Regions from separate parts of the Mus musculus genome. Here region 2 is linked to region 1. The links are chromatin loops, found by intact Hi-C in ENCODE. Cell type or tissue: heart. All regions are shown on one strand. Each heading gives the region's core, and the rest is flanking DNA. Links, peaks and the distances in the headings are about the cores only.

The links. Peaks named below come from ENCODE experiments on the same cell type or tissue, not always from the same donor. Only the 100,000 strongest peaks of a DNase experiment are listed, where the experiment ranks them.
Region 2: it touches region 1 in a loop (3-fold over the local background); 2 of 42 quality-filtered maps call a loop at or near these places.

What each region holds. Positions count from the first base shown.
Region 1 is chr7:126,971,230-126,982,058 of GRCm38, reverse strand. Cdiptos (CDIP transferase, opposite strand) reads left to right here and starts at 6,213. Exons shown (of 6, transcript NM_001362232.1): 1 at 6,213-6,233; 2 at 6,668-6,752; 3 at 6,975-7,119; 4 at 7,347-7,380; 5 at 7,549-7,606; 6 at 9,152-9,439. The coding sequence starts at 6,672. The coding sequence ends at 9,187. It overlaps Cdipt (CDP-diacylglycerol--inositol 3-phosphatidyltransferase (phosphatidylinositol synthase)), which reads right to left and starts at 5,601. Exons shown (of 6, transcript NM_026638.4): 1 at 5,253-5,601; 2 at 5,007-5,141; 3 at 3,644-3,797; 4 at 3,063-3,144; 5 at 2,656-2,737; 6 at 1,560-2,524. The coding sequence starts at 5,295. The coding sequence ends at 2,379. In heart, for the core only: a CTCF peak has its summit at 6,043; DNase peaks (open chromatin) are centred at 5,708, 6,058 and 6,388; H3K4me3 peaks cover 2,216 bases; H3K27ac peaks cover 2,199 bases.
Region 2 is chr7:126,859,976-126,869,609 of GRCm38, reverse strand. Ino80e (INO80 complex subunit E) reads left to right here and starts at 7,238. Exons shown (of 8, transcript NM_001370765.1): 1 at 7,238-7,336; 2 at 7,593-7,905; 3 at 8,064-8,134; 4 at 8,318-8,370. The coding sequence starts at 7,281. Hirip3 (HIRA interacting protein 3) reads right to left here and starts at 7,638. Exons shown (of 7, transcript NM_172746.3): 1 at 7,094-7,638; 2 at 6,890-7,010; 3 at 6,684-6,792; 4 at 5,360-6,441; 5 at 5,125-5,290; 6 at 4,949-5,047; 7 at 4,488-4,876. The coding sequence starts at 7,158. The coding sequence ends at 4,713. It overlaps Taok2 (TAO kinase 2), which reads left to right. Exons shown (of 16, transcript NM_001163775.2): 16 at 1-107. In heart, for the core only: a CTCF peak has its summit at 7,664; DNase peaks (open chromatin) are centred at 7,229, 7,699 and 8,504; H3K4me3 peaks cover 3,412 bases; H3K27ac peaks cover 3,043 bases.

The DNA of each region.
Region 1 (10,829 bases), core at 3,642-7,641:
GGCTACACAGAGAAACCCTATCTTGAAACCCACCCCCACCCCCCAAAAAAAGAAGCACTTTTAAGCGATAGCCATAAGGAAATAGAGGTCTAAAGCCCTACTGAGCTCCTTAGGCTGCCCAGCTGGCTGCTGGTACCTCAGCTTTCACCAGCTCCTACACCCCAGCACTTAGTGTTCCAGACACATGGATCAAGATCTATTTCAATCTCTCGTAATTGCCTGGGTGCTCTCTGGACCCCTGCCTCTGTGGGCTGTTTGTTCTGCCAAGAGCAGTAACTTCCCTCCCTGTCCTCACCAGCTATCTTCTTAAAATATCAGCACCTCATCCTACTGGGTGCAGTGGCACACACCCAGCATTCAAAGATCTGAGGCAGGAAGGTCTTGAGTTTGAGGCCAGCCTGGGCTATATAGTAAGATCCTATCTCCCCAAAGCCCAACATTGCACCTGAATGCCAGCTTTCCCAAACACAAGTTGTGTGAAACAGCCAAGTCATTATGAGGATGGAACAAATCCTGTCTGCCAACAACGCCAACAATGGGGGTCTAGCGCTGCAGCCCAATGCACTTCAAAATGAAGGAGCGCTGAGTTTGCTGGCACCTACTGTAGTCTTAGCACAAGGGAGCCGGAAGCAGGAAGATCAGTTCATGGTCATCCTCTGCTCCCTAGAGCGGTTGAGACAGCCCGGGTCTCAAAAGCCAGAATAAAGAAAGCTTGTGCAAGCTGGTGCTGACGCACACCTTTAATCCCAGAAAAAGAAAGCTGGTGCAAGGTAGTGACCTGTCCCCATGGTCCCATGGTCGGCTCATTTGAGCCTAGAAAGAGTAATATAGGAATGCTGTCTCAAAACCAAACCAAACCAAACCAAACCAAAACCAAAACCAAAACCAAAATTCATATGGTGGCATATCCCAGCACTCAGGAGGCAGAAGCACACCACTTTGGGACTCAAGGCCAGTGTGGGTGGTGATACCATCTCAAAAATAAATAAAAATAAAAAGCCTTGGGGCTAGAGTTGGCTAAGTAGTTAAAAGCACTTGGTTCTTTCACAGGACGCGGTATAGTTCCCAGCACCCACATGGCGGGTCTCAACTGTCTATAACTCTAGTTCCAGGGGATCCAATACTTTTACAGGGACATGCAAGCAAAACACCAATGTACTAAAATAATAAATCATTTTTTAAAAAGCAATGAAAAGTCCAAAAAAAAAAAAAAAACCTTTCAGTTGGTATACAGTGTACACTAACCCTTAAGTCAGTACACAGTGTACACTAACCCTTAAGTTGGTATGGTGGTAGACTGTGAAAAAGGCCAAAGTAGGACCAGGAGTTCCAGGAAGCAAGGTGTGTGGTGTGCGGGGTGTGTGTGCATGTGTGCGTCCAAGCATGCATGTGTGTGTGGATGTGTGTGTGGCTACAGGGTATAGCAGGGTCAGGTTGACCAAGACACAGACACAGACACAGACACAGACACACACACACACACACACACACACACACACACACACACACACACACACTACACACTCTCAGCCTAAGGACCATGCTCTGAGAAAACCATCCATCTTCCCATGAATATTTATTAAGCAGCTACCACATGCCAGGCTAGTTTTCACTCTAGGCAGAGACAAGAAAGACATAAGTCTGCTCTCATGAAGCTCACATTCTCATGAGGGTAGAAAATATCAAGGTTACAATCAAAAGTGGCCAGCTAGGGACATAAAGCAGGTGGGCAGAGACAATGCCTGTGAACCTGAGGAGCCACAAAGCCTCTCGAGATCACTGGAACGACAGGGAGGAGCCAGCCACCTTTGGGAAAGCATCCAGGTGGATTCTAATCCAGCTCCCATGGACCCTGGGCCATCATCTAAGAGTGTCTCAAAGTAAACACATCCAAAAAGACTGAAGGGGCCCCCCTTTATTGTGGAGGTTTCCAGAGCAGGACAGGAGAGAGGAGCTGGCCTCAGGGAAGGATCTAGCTGGCCCCTTCCCTCCCCAGCCTGGTACCCCAGGTCCAATGACATCAGTCTGACTCCTTTGCCCTCACATGTCCCCAAAGTCTCACTCCAGACCCCAGGACTGAGGCAGCAGGATGTGTGGCAACACCCAGTCTTCAGTCAGGCCTCCCGGAGCACCAGCTGGATGGGCAGGGCCTCCTGAGCACCCTTCCTGCTTGGCAGTGCCAGGTCCTTGGGGTCACAGGTTGGGTCTAATCATCAGGATTAAAGAGATAGTGACAACACCAAACAGAAGGTGACCCCTAATCCCAGCAGGTTAGAGAACACATGAGAAAGACATGACACTGGGACCTCTTAGGAGGAGAGGAGTCACGTGGTACAGTAGATACCCAGGGCAGGTGGACAGCTGGGGATGGGAGAGGATCATTTCTTCTTGGCGCGGTCTGCTGCATCCAGGGCAGCCATGTTTCTTGCAGCCGTGATGAGGTGGATGACACTAATGACGGACTTGAGCAGCGCGATGGGAGCTGTGACCCAGAGGCCCATCCGGAAAAGGCCCACAGAGCCGACTACAGGGAGGCAGGAAGAAAGATGGAAAGCAGGGGATGGAGGGGTGTGAGAGGGAGGCCTCTCTCTCCCCCAGGGCAGGGCAGGGCAGGGCAGGGCAGGGCGGAACCCCACCCCCACCCCCACTTCTTACCTAGTGGTCCCTCGGAGAAATTGAAGAGATACAGGAGGCAGTAGAAGAGTTCATTTCCAGCACACAGGGTGAACAGAGCAGGCTGCACACAATATAAGGCTGCCTAAGACGTAGGGCCATGTCCCTACTGTAACCCACAGGGACTTCTGCCAGACAGGAGAGCGCCTCACAGCCAGCTGCACACTGCACTATACTGCATATTTCTTTGGTCTCTCTCTGACTCCACCCACCCCCTTCGCCCTCTCTCTCTTGGGGCTTCACTGTCACTGCTGCCATGATGATGTCCCACCAATTATCCTCCATGGACCACTCCTGCTCAGATGGCTGTATAGCATCTCTCCTGGCCAGGGTTCAGCCTCAGACTTCCTGTTTTCAGATCAAGTTGAGGAGGGGCAGGAAGTGCTTACCCTAGAGGTATAGTAGATCCGAAGCACAGGGTTCCCAGACAGGTCGATCATCTTGTGACTCTCACTGCCTCGCACCACAGAACTTGGGGAGAAAAGCATGGGACTTCATGAGCGTTCACTGAGCGGAGGAACTGGTGTGAAGCTGAAAATTATATCTTGTGCAAAATCATACAGTTCCCTAGGTGAGGCAGAGCCAGGACTGAATGCCCTATACAAAGCACCCATACGTCTTCCCCCATTTGGAACCCTAAATTATTCAGCCAGGCCCATGCTAGAAATTGCTCACACCACCTATAAAAATGACAAGCCCACTCAGAGACACAGGGATTACCCAGGGGCTTAAGGACAGCGGCATGCAGGGATATGCCTATAACTTCAGGAGTCAGGAGGCTGACGTAGGAAGACTGTCATGAATTTGAGGCCTACATGAGCACATACTAAATTCTAAGCAAGCCTTGGTCTACTGTCTCAAGGAGAGAGGAAAAAGAAACCACCCACAAGCCTGAAGCCATCCCAGTCCCCGCCCCACTGTAATGCCTTCCACTCACCAGCACCCCAAGCATCAATCAAAGCAAACAAACCTGTGCAGATGCAGCCAGTGACTGGCCACGTCCAAGCTCATGCTGAGCTGGAAGAGAAGGGTGGCTCGTGGGTAGAGCAGGGCCAGGTTGACCAAGAGACACATGGTGGCGCAACGGTCCGTCAGCATGTCGAGCATGGCCCCAAACCGGGTTCCTGAAAAATGATGACTACTAAGTGGAAAGGGACTGTTTGGCATAGTGGACCTGTGACAGGTACCCGCTCTGGCCTATCACTCCAGGCTGACAATAAAAGGAGTTTGAAAGTGCCTACCATCTACTGCCAGAGAAGGAAAGATGGTGAGGCCAGAAGGGCATGGGTTATGAGGACAAGAAATGAGAAGGCATGGGGCTATGGCAAGAAAGAGGTATTGGAATGGGGAAACTCTATCTTCAACTCCTCTAACCCAAAACCAGGCCCCAAAGAAAGGCAAGCAGACCCAAAGTCTCAGAGGCAATTTTAGAAGTGGGTCTGGGGAACTCGATTACAAAATTAAGTCAGAGCTCCAAACATCATCTGCTTTCCTCCCACCGGGCACCAACCTCTCTTCCAGAATCCCGAATGTTTGTGCCTAGCAACTACCTAGTAAACACCTGTTGAATGGAACTTTGTTATTTACTTACATTTTTAAAAGTTTATTTATCTTCTATGGTCTCAGTGTCTATCAGCGTATATATATATATATACACACACACACACACACACATATATATATATAGCCTGAAGAGGACATTGATTCCTTGGAACTGGTGGTTGTAAGCCATCATGTTGGTTCTGGGAATCAAATCTAGGTCCTCTAGAAGAACAGTAAGCATTCTTTCGGTTTTGTTGTTGTTGTTTGTTTTGTTTGCTTTGTTTGTTTGTTTTTGAGACAGGGTTTCTCTGTATAGCCCTGGCTGTCCTGGAACTCACTTTGTAGACCAGGCTGGCCTCAAACTCAGAAATCTGCCTGCCTCTGCCTCCCAAGTGCTGGGATTAAAGGCGTGCGCCACCACCGCCAGGCAGCAGTAAGCAGTCTTAACCTCTGAGAACAAACTTAGCCTTCAGCCCCAATCACTTATTTTTGCAGGATTTTACTGTGTAGTCCTGGCTCACGTGGTACTCAATATGACTTCTGACTTGGAGCAATCTACCTACCTTATCAGTGCTGGCATTACAAGCATGAGCCATTATGCCACACCCGAATGGAATTCCATGCTCACAGCTATGCAGGGTCTAGGTCTTCCACACCCATCCCAAACAGAGATCAATCATCAAGAGCAAGCTTATATCCTAGGCAGCTCTCAACGAGGTTCTGAGAAAGCAGGGAAAGGACAGAGGATGTTGGGACCCCAGTTAGTGCTGGTGGTGGTAAAGTTCTGTCACCTTGATTAAGGGCTCGAGCTGCGTGTCCATCGAAAGCGTCTAGGAGTCCGCTGAGTAGATAGAAGGAGGAGGCCGTGAAGGGGCAGCAGGGCATAAAGTAGAAGGAAATGATGGCGAAGACAATCCGGGCATAACCTTGGGATGGGATGGGAGAGGTACAGGGTGTGATTGGGGAGCCAGCTTAGGGTTTCTCGCGCCCCTCCCCACCCCCACCCCGCTGGTTTTGGGGCCGCAGGCAGCACTCACCGATAAGGTTAGGCACGAACAGGAAGATATTTTCCTCTGGCATCTTGGCGGCTCCCCTTGTCGTCTCGGCCCAGGTCTGGAGGGGCAAGGTCTTGGTACCAGCCTTACCAGCGTGGTCTCACCTTTCAGCTCCGGGCATCAGCCGCTCCACCTGAGCCCTGGGCCCAGTTCCCCCGGGCAATCCCAGCTGTTAGAGCCCGCAGGGCGCCGGGGTGCGGGACACCCCTGGGCACAGCTCACGCACACCTGGCCTTCCGATGGGCAGGAGCTGACGTCTCCAGCAGCGGGCTCCGCAGCTCCGCTGCGCCTGGCTTCTGGAGCCTACTCTTCTGTCCGGGACGTTAAGAACATCGGAAGAAGGAGAGAGCGGCTTTTAAATATAAATAAATTAATTAAATAAATAATGGCTGAGGTCCCTTTAAGGCCGGCCTGCTTCCTTTTCCTGCCGGGGCCCCTAGGCTTCGGCTCGTACCAACGCACAGGGGAGGGGAGAGACTCGAGAGCCAGCCGCAAAGGAAGAAACTGGAAAGGGAGCAGCAGAAGAGACCTGAGAGGGAATCTGCATTTTGCATTTCACAGAGGGCGTAAACTCCTGGAGGCAACCGTAAGGCGTAGAGATTACTCCGTCCCGAGTCTGCGCCTCCCCAAGAGATTGGGTGACTTAGTACAGCCCACATCGCTTCCCCGCCCGCGACGCTTGCGATCCTCGTCGCTCTCCGGGACCCAGGCTGGGAAGAGGTGGCTAGAGAGGCTCCGAGCATGCCTGCCGCTTGCTTCTAGCGCCGCCCTGGTGGTGGGAGGATTAGAGCCCAAGTTCCACCCTAACGCCTTTCCATCTCCTAAATGCCTTGATATAACTCTGGGGTCACCGCCTCCAAGAAGGAATCAGGAGAGCCAGTATGGCACACTAGGACATTGTCCTTAGTTCTAGAACCTCTAGTCTCCTAGCAACGGAACCATAGAACTTCCGTAAACATTTAGGTCTTTATAGCAATCCGGAGCAGCACTTCCCTGGCTCTCCCTCTTCCCAACCTTCTTTCCCGGACTCCCAATCCCCTGAGGCCCATCATAGGGTCCCCTTAGAACTTTCCGTCCCCCCTCCTGCCGAGTACCCTAAGATTTCAACCAATTAGCCGGGTCGGGGACTGCATGTTGGCTGTCTTGCCTAAGGAAGTGCCTTGGCAGAAAAGGAGGAAGAAGGGCTCTGGAGGGAATAGGGAAGGGAGTTGTTCTGAGAGCCCCTCCCTTCAACTTAGTAGGCAAAACAACCAATTTTTTCAAGGACAGAACTGAGTCAGTAGGATGTTTGAGCTATAGTTATGGACTAAATAAATCTGGGGCCCCGGGAGTGGAGTGAGGCGGAATCTGAGGGGGTGTGGGTTGGCTTCTCAGTCTAACAAAAACTTCGTTTCCAGGAGGATGGCATCCACATCTGCCAGGAGTGGGGACAAAAAGGACATCAGGTCATCTCAAGCTGCCGCCTCCTTAGGTGGAGGGCAGGTAAACGACAATGGAAAAGTGAAGGAGATGGGAAGAGCCAGGCAGGGAGCCCTGTCTGAGCCATGAGCCTTGAGCCTTAGCCTTGAGCCTTAACCCTAAGGCCCCACAGACAGCTTTCCAGGTCTAGGGCCTTCTAATACCAGTTTCCCAAGCCAGAGCCTGCAGCCTGGAAGACACCAGACCAATGGGAATTTGCAGACTGAATTCTAACTTCCTTTTCAGAAATTATCCTGCTCTGAAGAATTCCTGACCCGAATCAGCACAGAACTTACAGACGAAGCACTGTTTATTGCTCGCTCCCGTTTGAGTCCTCTGCCCAATAAGGAAAAGAACACAAAAGACCAAGGGACTCAGATATCTAGACATGGTGAACGCTCTCCTTCTTCATCTAGAGACCAGTCCCTGACTCACTCCCAACCATAGCTGCTCTCCCCAGGAATCTTCTGCCTCCTTGCCCATCCTAGGCACAGTGCCCCTTAACTTCTAACTCATTCATTGTCACTACCCAGGAACCCCCTTGTCCCTACCTGCTCTAGCCACAACTCTTCTAAACATGGGGAAAGTTGTTCCTTTAACTGGGGCCTCTAATTCCAGTGTTCTTCACTAAGACCCGAGGCACTGACACCCGGTGAGTGAGGCTCTGTCCTTCTCCCAGGAGCCTGTGGGGAGAGAGCAAGGGTTGACAGCATCCCAGCAGGGTAGGGGGAAGTTTTCAACCATGAAGTTCTATTCTATTCCCTCCTGATGCTCCAGTTCCTGATTCTCAGCCTATTCTGTTGTCTTCTGTCATCTCCAGCTCTGACAAAAATCGAACCCGAACCAAGGCACACCTTCTGCCATCTCCTCGTGAAAAGGTTTGTATGAGGTTATTCAATTCCAACATTTCCAGCTTCCCCTGTGTGCCGTTCCATGTGTTAGGAGTTAGATGATTGGGGGGACAGAATGCACGGTAGAGACTCAGCCCTATAAGAATTCAGGGGGTTGTTTGTTTGTTTGTTTTTGTTTGTTTGAGGTAGTGTCTCCCTATGTAGCATGGTTGCCCTGGAATTTGCCATGTAGACCAGCCTGGCCTTGACATCACAAAGATAAACCTGCCTCTGCCTCCCCAGTACTAGGATTAAAGGTGCTCACCACCATGTCCAGCAGAATTCAGTTTAGAATGAGACCAGGACAAATTAATGGTCAGTGACAACACAATATGGAATGGTGCCTACCTAAGAAGAGAAAACAATAAGACTATTTTTACCCCATCCTCATCTGGGCTAGGAAGGAAAGGCATCATAGAGCTTCCTGAAGAAGGAAACACCTAAAGAAAAAAATTTTCTAGGGAAACAGCTCTAAGTATTCTAAGCAGTAGGGATTGTATGGGCCAAGGTACAGAGGTATGTTAGTCAGGGAGGTTGTGAGTAGCTGGTATGCTCTAGGACCTGCCAGGCATGGTGGCATATGCCTTTAAGCTCAGCATTCTGGAGACAGAGCTGGGTGTACAAGTTTGAGGTCAACTTGATCTGGAGAGTGAGTTCCAGGACAGCCAAGGCTACACAGAGAAACCCTGTCTCAAACAGAAATTTAGAAAGTATATATACATAATAAAAGAGGCTGGAGAGATATGGCTCAGCAGTTTAGAGCATTTGTTGGTTTTCCTGAGGACCCAGATTCGATTCCTAGCACCCACAGGTAATGGCTCACAATGGTCAATCCATAACTCCAGTTCCAGGGGCATCAGATACCCTCTTCTGGTCTCCACAGGCCCCAGGCACACAAGTGGTACACAGACCTATAACACCAATACACATAAATTTAAAAATATACAAAAAGCGTGATGTGGCAGTACATGCCTTTAATTTCAGCTTCAGGAGGTAGAGACAGGTTGACCTCTGTGAGTTCCAGGCCAGCCTGGTTTACAGAGGGAGTTTTAACTCAGCTAGAGCTATCTATATACTACCCTATAGGTAGACAAGTAAATAAATATTTAAAATAAAAAGCAAACAAACATTAGATAGGAAGGGATGAGTGAACTGAAGGAGTAGTTGGCAGATGGGAACATGATGAGTGGATATGTTAGCTCAGCATGTGCTAATCACTTGCTGTATGCACTGTCCTGGAGTGCAGCTCTGAGCAAAGTAAAGCCCCAGCTCTCAAGTGTAAGTGGGAGATGAGAGATGATTGGGAGGGAAGATGGATGAGTAACGAGTGGGTGATGAGGGAGGTGGACAGAGTTGAAGGCTGGGAAAGGAGGGTGTAGGTGGCTGTGTGCATGGAGAAATGGGTTATGTGGATAGGTGGAGCATGGGGTCTATGCTCAAGGGTGGTGTGTGGCTTGGATGGCCAGGCGAAAGATGGAAGGAAATGACAGGAGCCCTAAGTGTAGAGAGTCACCAGCTCTTCTTTTCTTCCAGGGACCACTCCCCAACAGCCTGACAACTGGAGGATGAGCTCGGCCCTCCCTAGTACTGCTCTCTCAGCTTCTTGCCTTCCCCCACTATGTCCCTCAGTGAAAACCTCAAGGCCTCTCTTTTGCAACTGGCTAAGCCTCTCATCTTGGGAGGAACTCCTGGTCATAAGCAATGCCACCTTTGAAACCAAGAAAATCTTCTGGAACTGTCGCGGGGCCCTCCACCCTCCGTGGGCAAATGCTACTGAGAAGAAAAGGTTTTAATAAAGAACCAGGATCCTCCCTTCCCCGAGATGGTGGCAGTGTTCTGGAGGAGCTCCTGGCAGGGGATGCCTTTCTTCTACAGGGAGACAGTGCATGTCAGCATTTCTCTAAAATCCAGTTGTCAGACACCTGCTAGAGCCAAACCCACTGCCTGGTACCATTTAACTAGCCCTTGCATCCAGGAGGCCACTCTTGATGGTCAGGAGAGCCTTTGCCTTGGGTTCTCAGGACCCTGGGCCTCTGCTTCTCCCTCTGAGCTTGTGGGGTCGCATGGTTAAGAGAGCGTGTTGACCTGTTACCAGACAGAAGGTGATGCAGGAAGCCCTGAGGGGTTTGTATTTGCGGCCCTTGTGGCTCCTCGTTTGTTCCTCTGAGGAAGTCCATTCACCTCTTTCAGCCTTACTTTCCTTAACTGAACACAGAGTAGCCGGGCAGTGGTGGCGCGCACACCCTTGATCTCAGCACTAGGGAGGCAGAAGCAGGTAGATCTCTGTGAGTTCAAGGTCAACTTGGTCTATAGAATGAGTTCTAGGACAGCTAGAGCTACACAGAGAAACCCTGTCTCAAAAAACCCAAACAAACAACCCCAAAACTGTAAGTAATAAATTATCCCAGGTTCCCAAGTTCCTTACAAGGATTAAAAAAACAACGGAAGGTGGGTTATCCCTCTTAATTCTGAATAATCTCAGCACTCAGTAGGCAGAGGCAGGAAGATTGCTTCCAATTCATAGTATCAAGCCAGTGTGGACTACACAGTGATGTCCTGTCTCAAAAACAGAAGACAAAACAAAAACAGAAACAAAACAACTAGAATCCTACCCACTCAACAGGCTCCTGCTGGATCCCAGGAGGATCTGGGGTTCAAGACCAACCTGGACACATAAGGCCCCATCTCAAAAACAAAAGTATTCAATACAAAAGCTGTCTCAAATTTACTTAAGCTGTAATCAAGGCCATTTTGAACGAGTCCCCCTAAAATTCACCCCCTTTTAAATATTTAAGCATCGTTTCAAACATCCTGTAGACATGCAGGTGGAGTACATGATTTCAAGTTAGTAAAATTCAGCTCATTTGATTTAAAAAACTAAATAGGCTAGACAGTGGGCGGGATTCTAAGCCACACAACCTACTTATACATGTCATCCTGCGTTCAATTCTCAGTTCCAAAAGGAGGCTCTGATCTGCTTATAATATAGATCGAATATTATGGGGGAGGGGCATTCTTGGTAGACACGTAACAGCAGTATGATTGACATGGCAGGAAGCTAGGCATGGTGGCATACACCTATATTCTCAGCACTTAAGAGGCTGGGCAGGAGTTCAAATTCCAGGCCAGCCTGGAGAATAGCATGCTGATGCACACCTTTAATCCCACCTCTTGAGAGGCAGAGGCAGGCAGATCTCCATGAGTTCAAGGC
Region 2 (9,634 bases), core at 5,635-9,634, 110 kb after region 1:
TTTGATTTTGTTTTTCTGTCTCCCTTCCAACCTGTCCCCTTCCCCTCCACCAAAAAAGAAAAAAAAAAAAAAAAGAAAAACACAAATAAAATATCTGAGCGGAACTACACCTTTGGCCCAGGCTGCCTCTGTCTGCTTTGTCCTACCGCCCAGCCTCCCTGGTTTGCCCTGAATCTGGACCCTGGCCCTCAGCTCCATGACCGCCTCACCCCACCTCCGTTGTCTTCACTCCTTTCACACCTCAGCCTCATCCTCTGCCTTCATAGATTCATTGCACCATGACCACAACCAGCTCTGGGCTGTGAGTCCCTGTGGAGCTTCCACAGAGCTTCCTCATCTCACAGTTCCACCTGTTTGTGCGACCCTTCCAGCGAGTACTTACTTAGGGTTAAAGGCTTTTGGTCTTTTTGCCCCTTCCTTTACTGTGAACCTATTGCTTACACGGTTTGGAACTGCGTCTCTCACCTGGGTCAGGCATTAGTCTACAGGGTTGGGGTTGGAACCACAGAACCTCCAGTCAAGGGTGGTGAGTTGGGACCAGGTAGAATGTACAAAAACTAGAGGTCTGGGATTGCTGTGGGCTTGGAGTTGGGTTGATTATGTTGGGCTGAGCTGAAGTGTGGATCTGGTCAGGGGGGCAGCTGCTCCCAGCGGAACTTCTCAGATCTTTTCTGGCCACTCTCTGCTGCCGTTTCCCTTCAGTGGCCTGACATGGGGCATCCTCTTACCCATTCCTCAGCCCAGTGCTGCTTCCTGCCTGCCTTCCTTCAGGTACTGGGCCTGGGCTTTCCTCTGCCTGCCCTTAGTTGTATTACCCTTTCGTGGATGTTGTGTGTGCCTTGGTCTCTCACTCAGCCTTTTATATTCTTTTATATTCAATGTGATCACATCCTTCTGTCTCAGGGCAATATTTTCTCCCTCCCTCTTCGCATGATCAGCGTTTCTTTTGTGTACTCAGCCCTCTAAAGATTCTCAGCTTCCTGTCTGTAAGATCTTTACGTCTCTTCTTGTGCATCCAGTGCAACTCTGGATGTACTCAGAGCCTCTCTCCTTCCTCCACCTCTCTTGCCCATGGAGACTTTCATCTCTCAACAGTTCCATCTTTCCACGTCTGTCTGTGTACAGCTCCCCCCGCCCCCTCTGTCTAACATGTTTTCTGTTTCTCTCCCTCTCCCTGTCTCTGCTTCTGTCTCTTCCTCCTTTTCTTCCTTCCCCTCGTTGTTCCTCTTCCTCCTCCTCTTCTCCTTCTCCCCTGCCCCGTTTCCCCTTGATCCGTTCACTGCACAGTCAAAGGAGCTGCAGATCAAGAAGCAGTTCCAGGAGACGTGTAAGATCCAGACGCGGCAATACAAGGCTCTTCGGGCACACTTGCTGGAGACCACACCCAAAGCTCAGCACAAGAGCCTTCTTAAGCGGCTCAAGGAGGAGCAGACCCGCAAGCTGGCGATCCTGGCTGAGCAGTATGACCAGTCCATTTCAGAGATGCTCAGCTCGCAGGCGGTGAGGCCTGGGCTCTGGGAGGGGACTGTGGAGTTGGCCTTTGCTTTAAACCTTGTTGTGGCAAAGGAAGGTGGGAGATGTGAACAGAGCTTTTGAACTTAGGAAACTTGGGTGCTCTTTCACTGCTAGCATTTTCCATAGTGGTTTTGTCTCCTTAGTGGCCTTATTATTTCTCTTACTATTTTCCTAATATCTTAAGAAAGTAAAGTCACCCTGCCTGCTCTGCCAAGAACCACCAAAGAAAATACTGGCTGTAATATATTTTTGTGGGTCTGAGTTTACTTTGTGTGAACAGGGAGCAGGGGAGCAGGTTACAATGAGTGTGGCTCTCAGACCATTTTACTCAGACTTCAGGAATCTGGAAAGAATCTCTTAGGAAAACGGTACCAGCACTGGAGTGGCCTGCTTCAAATGCACCTTGAGTCTAAAGAGCTAGAGGCCCCGCTCTCACTCAGTCCCACCTCTCAGAGGTGCATTTGTAATGATTGCCTTATGTAGAGTTTCCAGTGCAGATTTGAAACACAATAGGATCAGACTTTACAGTAGTTTTCTGACTTCTTTTCCACCCAGTATCTCTTGGACATCATTCCAGATCACATGTCTATCTCAGTTTTTTACGGTATAGAGTTTTCCATGGAATGGATGTACCATAATTTATTTAACCCATCCCTTATTGGTGGACATTTAGGTTGTTTCCAGCATTTTGCTATCACAACGCTTCCGTGAACACTTGGAGCACATGTGCAAGTATACCTGGGGGATAGATTCCTGCAAGTGTAATTGCTGTGCCACAGGGTATGACCATCTTCCATTCTCATAGAGGTTGAGACTGCCGCTCCTTGCCACCTTAGGGCCCAGGCCTACTGGGGCAGGGGAGGATGATGGGGACAGAGGAGGAGGTCCCTAAACCCTGTTCTCCCTGTCCTCCAGCTCCGGCTTGATGAGACCCAAGAGGCAGAGTTTCAGGCCCTGCGGCAGCAGCTCCAGCAGGAGCTGGAGCTCCTCAACGCTTACCAGAGCAAGATCAAGATCCGCACAGAGAGCCAGCATGAGCGGGAGCTGAGGGAGCTGGAGCAGAGAGTAGCTCTGAGGCGGGCACTGCTAGAGCAACGGGTAAGGGGTTTGTCCCCCCAAGATGGGAAAGGAAGGGCAGGCTCTCTGTTCCAGGACTCACCCCTGTTCTGGGTGTCCCAGGTGGAAGAAGAGCTGCTGGCCCTACAGACAGGCCGTTCGGAACGTATCCGGAGTTTGCTTGAGCGGCAGGCCCGTGAGATCGAGGCCTTCGATGCTGAGAGCATGAGACTGGGCTTCTCCAGCATGGCTCTGGGGGGCATTCCAGCTGAAGCTGCGGCCCAGGGCTATCCTGCTCCACCCCCCGCCCCTGCCTGGCCCTCCCGTCCAGTTCCCCGTTCAGGGGCCCATTGGAGCCATGGCCCTCCTCCACCAGGCATGCCCCCACCAGCTTGGCGTCAGCCAGCTCTGCTGGCTCCCCCAGGGCCTCCAAACTGGTTAGGGCCCCCAACACAGAGTGGAACACCCCGTGGAGGGGCTCTGCTGCTGCTAAGAAACAGTCCTCAACCCCTAAGGCGGGCAGCGTCAGGGGGCAGCAGTGGTGAGAACGTCGGCCCACCTGCTGCAGTGCCAGGGCCGCTGAGCCGAAGCACCAGTGTTGCTTCCCACATCCTCAACGGCTCCTCCCACTTCTATTCCTGAAGTCCAGAGTGGTGGGCAGAGGAGTAGGGCAAGGTGGGAGTGGGTGGTGCCTGATCCTACAGGCAGTGTGCTTGAAGCCTACACAGTGGTGGTGGGGACAGATGTTGGCTCCAGCTCCCCCATCAGACCTCCTCATCTCATGAGCTTCTTGGGGCTGGCCAGTGACCCCAGGCCAGCTTGGGCATTGGTGCCCCAAGGCTGACCAGGAGCCCTGCCTCCCCACCATGGTGCCAGGGTCTCCCTCCATCACCACCTATAAAAGGTGGGAACTGTGAGTGTCAAATATTCATCTGGTCCCCTAGGGGAGGGGAAGGGTGGGTCTAGATATATTATATTTCAGAGAATTATACAACCCTTGTGATGGGGCCATGAACTGGGGACAACAGGGCCCCCAGACCTGGTGGAATGGCAGAGCAGGTCTGGTGCCAAAGCAAGGAGAATGGGAGGAGGCCTTCCTCCAGAAGGATCAGGGGTCTTGCAGTCAGGGTGCCTGAGTCTCACCATTCTCCTATTGCTGTCTGACGTCCTGTGCCGTCTTGTCTTTTTTTTTTTTTTTTTTTTTTTTTAAATTGGGGTCAGGGCTGGGGCGGGGGACAAGGGAAGGACCTTGGAAAGGGCTGCTGCCAAACCTGGGAGCAGTCATGGGAGCCCCTCTCAGCTATGGGGCTGGCACAGAGCCCTAGGGCGAGCTTTTAATAAACTGTTGGTTATTCTAACAGACCACAGGATGTCTCCCTTTTTGTCTAAGGTATGTGTGGAGAATTTATCAGTGGCAAGTGATAGTATTACTTGTGCTTAGTTGGGTGACGTGATTGAAGTTGTAGTGATTTTAGTGGGTGCACATATGACTAGAAGGTCATCAGCTTAAGTCCTTATTCTGCTTTGCTTTGGGATCCCATTTGTCTATCTTACTACACCTGGGCTCTGATTGGCCAGACGGGTCTACTAAAACTCCCTGTATGAGGCTAAGAGACCCTGGCGGCATGGGAATGAAGATGAACTGAGCCTGAGAGTGTGTGTGTTGTTGGGGTTGAGACCCAGGGCTTTATTCATGCTAGGCATACATTCTTGGAGTCAACTTTACATTGCTAAGGCCAGATTGGCCACACTGGAGGAGGGAGAGCCATACCCTCTCTGATACCATCTGGTGACAGACTGGATGACACAGTACAGGGGCTAGGACAACTCTGGAATCGATAAGAGAGAGAATTCGACTACTAAATTCTTGACCCCAAAGGACAGACAGGGCATGACGGTTTGGGACCAATTTGGATGAAGTAATTACAAACATTTTTTATTGAGTCTTTAAAAACAAACAACAGTCCACTCAAATGCCTGGAGAGGATGCTTGCACATGAACCCCAAGGCCATCTTAGAGAACATGAAATTGAGTAGTGTGCCAATAACTTGGATCCTGCCACTGTAGTCTGTCTTTGGAAGTTGCTTCCACTGACCAGGCTCTTGTATAACAGGGTAAGGTCCACCATGGACACGGGAGTTCAGCTGCTGTCACCGTCACTGCTGATGATATCACGCATATGGGACCAGTCTGGAGGTGCTTGGCGCGGCTGCTCCTCTTCTGAGTCCAGGGTTCGGCGATAAGTCTCTCCTGGGGAGGTCCCTTCCCCTGAAGGGTTCCAGGCATTTCGTCTTCGTGGCCGGCCTGGGAGGTGGGGAGAGAAAAATCAGTTCCCGGACCCCAGGCTCTTCCTTCCCTGAAGCAGAAATTGTTTACCTGTACTGCTGATGATGTTGGCAACATCCAGGGCAGCCACTTCAGCTGCCTCTTCCCGCTGCAGCTTCAGAGCGCGACACTTCTCCAAGGAAGGGTTCCCTGGAGCAGAAGCAGCTTGTGAGGCCTCCTCCCCAGTGCTCAGGCCCTCCTGTAGATCTCAGGCACACCCCTCTCACCCTTCATGCCCAGTGCTTCCAGCTCAGCCCTGAGGACACTCAGGCGCGCCTTGTGGGAGCTGCAGGAGCCCAGCAGCTTCTTGTAGTTTCGGTGGGCACCACAGGCTCGAATGTAACGCTTTAGTCTAGCCACAGCTGGGTGGTCCTCTCCACAGCGAGAGGCAGCCTAATAAGGAGTTTGCAGCTGAAGTCCCTTTTCCTGAGTGGATCCCACCCACCTGGTGTGTCCTCTCACCTTCCGACCTGTGGGTTCTGGACCTGAATCTGATGAAGATGAGGAACTTCGGGCCTTGCCCTTCTGACCTGTGGGTTCTGGACTCGAATCTGATGAAGATGAACAACTTCGGGCCTGGCCGTTCTTGGAGCTCTTGTTGGAAGAGCGGCTCTTCCTCTCCTCTTTGGTGTTTTGTCCTGCCTGGGAGTCACTCACTTCCCTCTCTGTGTCACTGTCACCATTACTGCTGCCTAGGCTGCCTGACTTTGTAGTGCCTTGAGCAGCTGCTTGCTCCTGTGTGCTGTTACTGTCATCCCTGCTGCTTGTGTTCTGCCTCCTCCCACTCTCGGTCTGGGTCCTGACCTTGCTCTTTCTCTTCACCGAGTGCTCTTCTCCCTCCTCACTGCTGTCCCCACTACCCACTGTGCCCTCTTCCTTCTCTGCCTCCCCCTTCTCACTGCTGTCCCCACTGCCCACTGTGCCTCCTTCCTTCTCTGCCTCCCCCTCCTCACTGCTGTCCCCACTGCCCACTGTGCCCCCTTCCTTCTCTGCCTCGCTGTCTCGCAAGCCTCCAGTTGGCCTCCCAGGCCTGCTTTTCTGCTTATAGCTCTTTCTCTCCCTGGCTGTTCTCTCTGCTCTGTTACTTCTGGATCTGGGCTCACTAAGCTCTTTCTTCTTAGCTGGGCTCTCCTCTCCGCTCTCTTCACTCTCCTCCTGGCAGTTAGCACCTGTGCTTCCCTCCACCTTTGCTCTCTGCAGCACAGCCTCCTCCTCACTGCTCCCACTCTCTTCCCTAACCTGCTTCCTGTCTGCCTTGAGTGGTACTTGCTTGTCTTTGGCCCCAGCTTGCTTTCTAACCTGGCCCTTCTGTTCTTGTTTCATGTCCTCCTCTTCCTCGGTGACCTTACCTGATCTAACAGAGCCCTCTGCTTCCCCCTCACTGCTCTCCTCCAATCCCATCTTTGCATCCAGGTCTGTTTGGTGGTCTTCATCTGTGCTCTCAACTGCTTTCTTTAAGGCTCTTCTTAGACATGTCTTCTTGGTTGTCCTGTTCTTTGTTGAGGGTCCTGAGCCATCTGGACTGGATGGTGAAGAGCTGGATTCTGAAACATGGGGATGGGACTGGATGGATTCCTCCCTCTCCTTCCATCTAGAATAGGATGCTTCTAGATCTACTCTGGTTAAGAGTGAAGGGCAGCAAGAAGCACCACAGCTGTGGCCCCAGCTGGTTCCTGACTCACTGTCCCCCAAGCCCCAGCCTTGCAATTAATACATGCGCCTCGCCTTTTGAAGAAACCAATGATGCTGGAGTCACAGACAGATAAACAGGGAAGAAGGCACTAACCTGACTCTGAATTAAAGCGGAACCTTTTCTTCTTTGGGTCACTGCAGGGAGCAGGAGACCTCTTCACTTTGATAAAGTCTGGCTTTCCTTCCCTGGTACCAGCATCCGCCTGTGGGTGCAGCATGAGGGCAAACCGAACCAAGATGCCCTGCCCCAACCCCTCAGCAACAAACCCTGTCTCTGCTGGCCCAGGGTTAGACCCACACCTGCATTTTCGGCAGCTCCTCCTCCACCAGCCGCTTCAACGCCTGCTTCTCTTCAGGTTCAAGATGATCCCGACCCACGTGAATCAAAAATTTCTGTCGCACGATGGCGTGCGTAACCGAGCTACAGAGACACGTGTCATGACAGAGTTCCAGCCTAACCCCTCCCCTTCACAACCCAGACTCTAATACCCAGACTCTATGCACCTGAGGTCCGGGCAAGCTCGAAAGAAGCTGCGAGTGAATTTTCGCATCTCATCTCCCGGCGCCATTTTGCGTCACCAGGGATTGGTTGCTCCCGCCTTTTTTTCTTCAAGGCTGGTTTCCCGAGCGACAGTAGTTTGCGCACGCGCAGTGCGGCGGCTTCGTGAGGAATGGGACCGTTGAGCCTCCGATGTGGAGCACTGAGACGGAAAACTTTGGCCGACCTTGCTTTTTCCTGAGCAGCTGGTGGGTCTTGAGCGAGGTTTCGACTCTTTGCTAAAACTACGTGTTAAAATTTTCGCTAGAAGCCGGTTCGGCGCCGGCAGTCTTTATAACGTAATCAGTTCAATCAATCCCTGTGGTCGGGATTAACAAATTAGGTCGCTTGTTTCGAAAGGCAGAAGGGAGACGGTATTCTCGCTAACATACTGAATTTCTGGTTATATTCTTTTGGTTCCAAATCTTTATAAACAGTTTACAATCAATAATTGTGCCCCCCCAGTGTCCAGCTCCTCTGTGACCTCAGCTCACCGCGAAGCCACTGGAAGCAGCGTTCCTTTCGGGTCTTCCCCCAGGAGGGCGGGCGGTGTGATTACGCTCCCCGCGCGCGGAGGACGCTGGGAGTTGTAGTCCGTTTCATACGGCGTTGCAAAGTCTCCGGAAGTGGAGGTGTGAGAGGCCGGGCGGACTTGGGTAGCGGGACTCTACTCCGGGGCGTTTCTCCCTGGCGGGTCATGAACGGACCAGCGGACGGCGAAGTGGACTACAAAAAGAAATACAGGAATCTGAAGCGGAAGCTCAAGTTCCTCATTTACGTGAGTGCCAGCGTGGGGCGGTTGTGGAGTGTGAGGCCTAACTCGGAGAGGACCTCAGTTTACCCATGTGGTAAAGGGGGTGAGTAGGGAGAGATGTCTCCGGGTTCTGGGTCTTTTATGGATTGCTCTTGGCTCAGCACCCGCCCTGTCCGCCGCAGGAGCACGAGTGCTTCCAGGAGGAGCTCAGAAAGGCGCAAAGGAAATTGCTGAAGGTTTCCCGAGACAAGAGGTAAGGCATCTTGTGGGCACGAGGGCACTGTTAACTCCCAGGGAATCCGTTCTTACGCCGTCCCGGAACAGGATCCCAAATGCATGCAGTCTTAGGAGGATCCAGTGGGTCTCCTAGGAGGGACTAGGTAGGGCTCAAGACCACCAAAATGGGGATACCCACCCTCCTTCCCACTTGTCTCAGTTTCCTTCTAGATCGACTTCTGCAGTATGAGAACGTGGATGAAGACTCCTCTGGTGAGCAAAGTCATGACCACTTTTAGGAAGATATGAGATACTGGCCCTTGAAACACGTGTTCCTAGGTCCACCCTCCTAGGGTCCGGAAGCTGATGCAGGCCCCTCCAATGGTTCTTAAGCCTAGTTGCTGCCTTCTGTCACCTTCTTCCTGTTTTGTCTTTTTTCACCCCATTGGACAAGGTTTCTCTGTGTAGTCCTTTTGTAGACCAGGCTAGCCTGAGGCTAGCCTCAGAAATCCGCCTGCCTCTGCCTCCAAAGAACACACCACGCCTCTGGATTTTCAAGTATTTCCTTATCCACTGTGTTCTAGGTACTGTGCTTGACACAGGCTGGCAAAATGAAGGAAGCCTCTGGCTGCTTGTCATTTCTATCAGTTGTCTATAATAAGTGAAAAAGTAAACTAGAAAGATAAAAGTAGTAGCCATTCCTGTAGTGCATGCCAGAGGCAGAGGCATAGAGTTTGTTACTGAGGCCCAATCTTTAAGAACAAAGGAGACTAACAACTCCTGAAAGCTGTCCACTAATCTCAAAACACTCGCTATAGCATGTAGGTATCTGCACAAACACACTAATGGTATTGAGAAGAAAAGTGGTTTTCTAGGATTTTTTAGAATTATTTATGTTATGTATATGAGTACACTGTAGCTGTCTTCAGACACACCAGAAGAGGGCATCCAGTCCCATTACAGATGGCCTTGAGCCACCACGTGGTTGCTGGGAATTGAACTCAGGACCTCTGGAAGAGCAAGCAGTCGGGCTCTTAACCACTGTACCATCTCTCCAAACCACAAACTAGAATTTTAAGTGATTGGCTAGAGCTTGACGAGGATTAAAGACGGCAGTAACTGCAGAATAACAGGCTGGGTTTCCTTTGCAAAGAGTCAGGAAAATATTTTACTTTATAAAATACTGTCATTGAAGCAAAAACTGCATGGCTCATGTGAAAGCAGCCACAGCCAGCATATTAGGAAACAAAACAACTCGTGTTTTATTAGAATTTTTATTTGTGAGCATGACATTTTGTATTTTATGTAGTTTCATAATCTTTATAGCGTTTTGCTGTTGTTGTTTGAGGTGTAGTCTTCATTTGTAGCTCTAGTTGGTCTTGAACTCATAGTCTCCTAACCAGGCCTCCCCGGTGCTAGAGTTTCATGCTTGTGCCACATGCCCACCCACCTGCGTGGTTTATTTTTTAACATACTTATTTTATGTGCATGGGTGTTTTGCCTGCCTGCCCTGCACACACAGTCCCTTCTGAGGTCG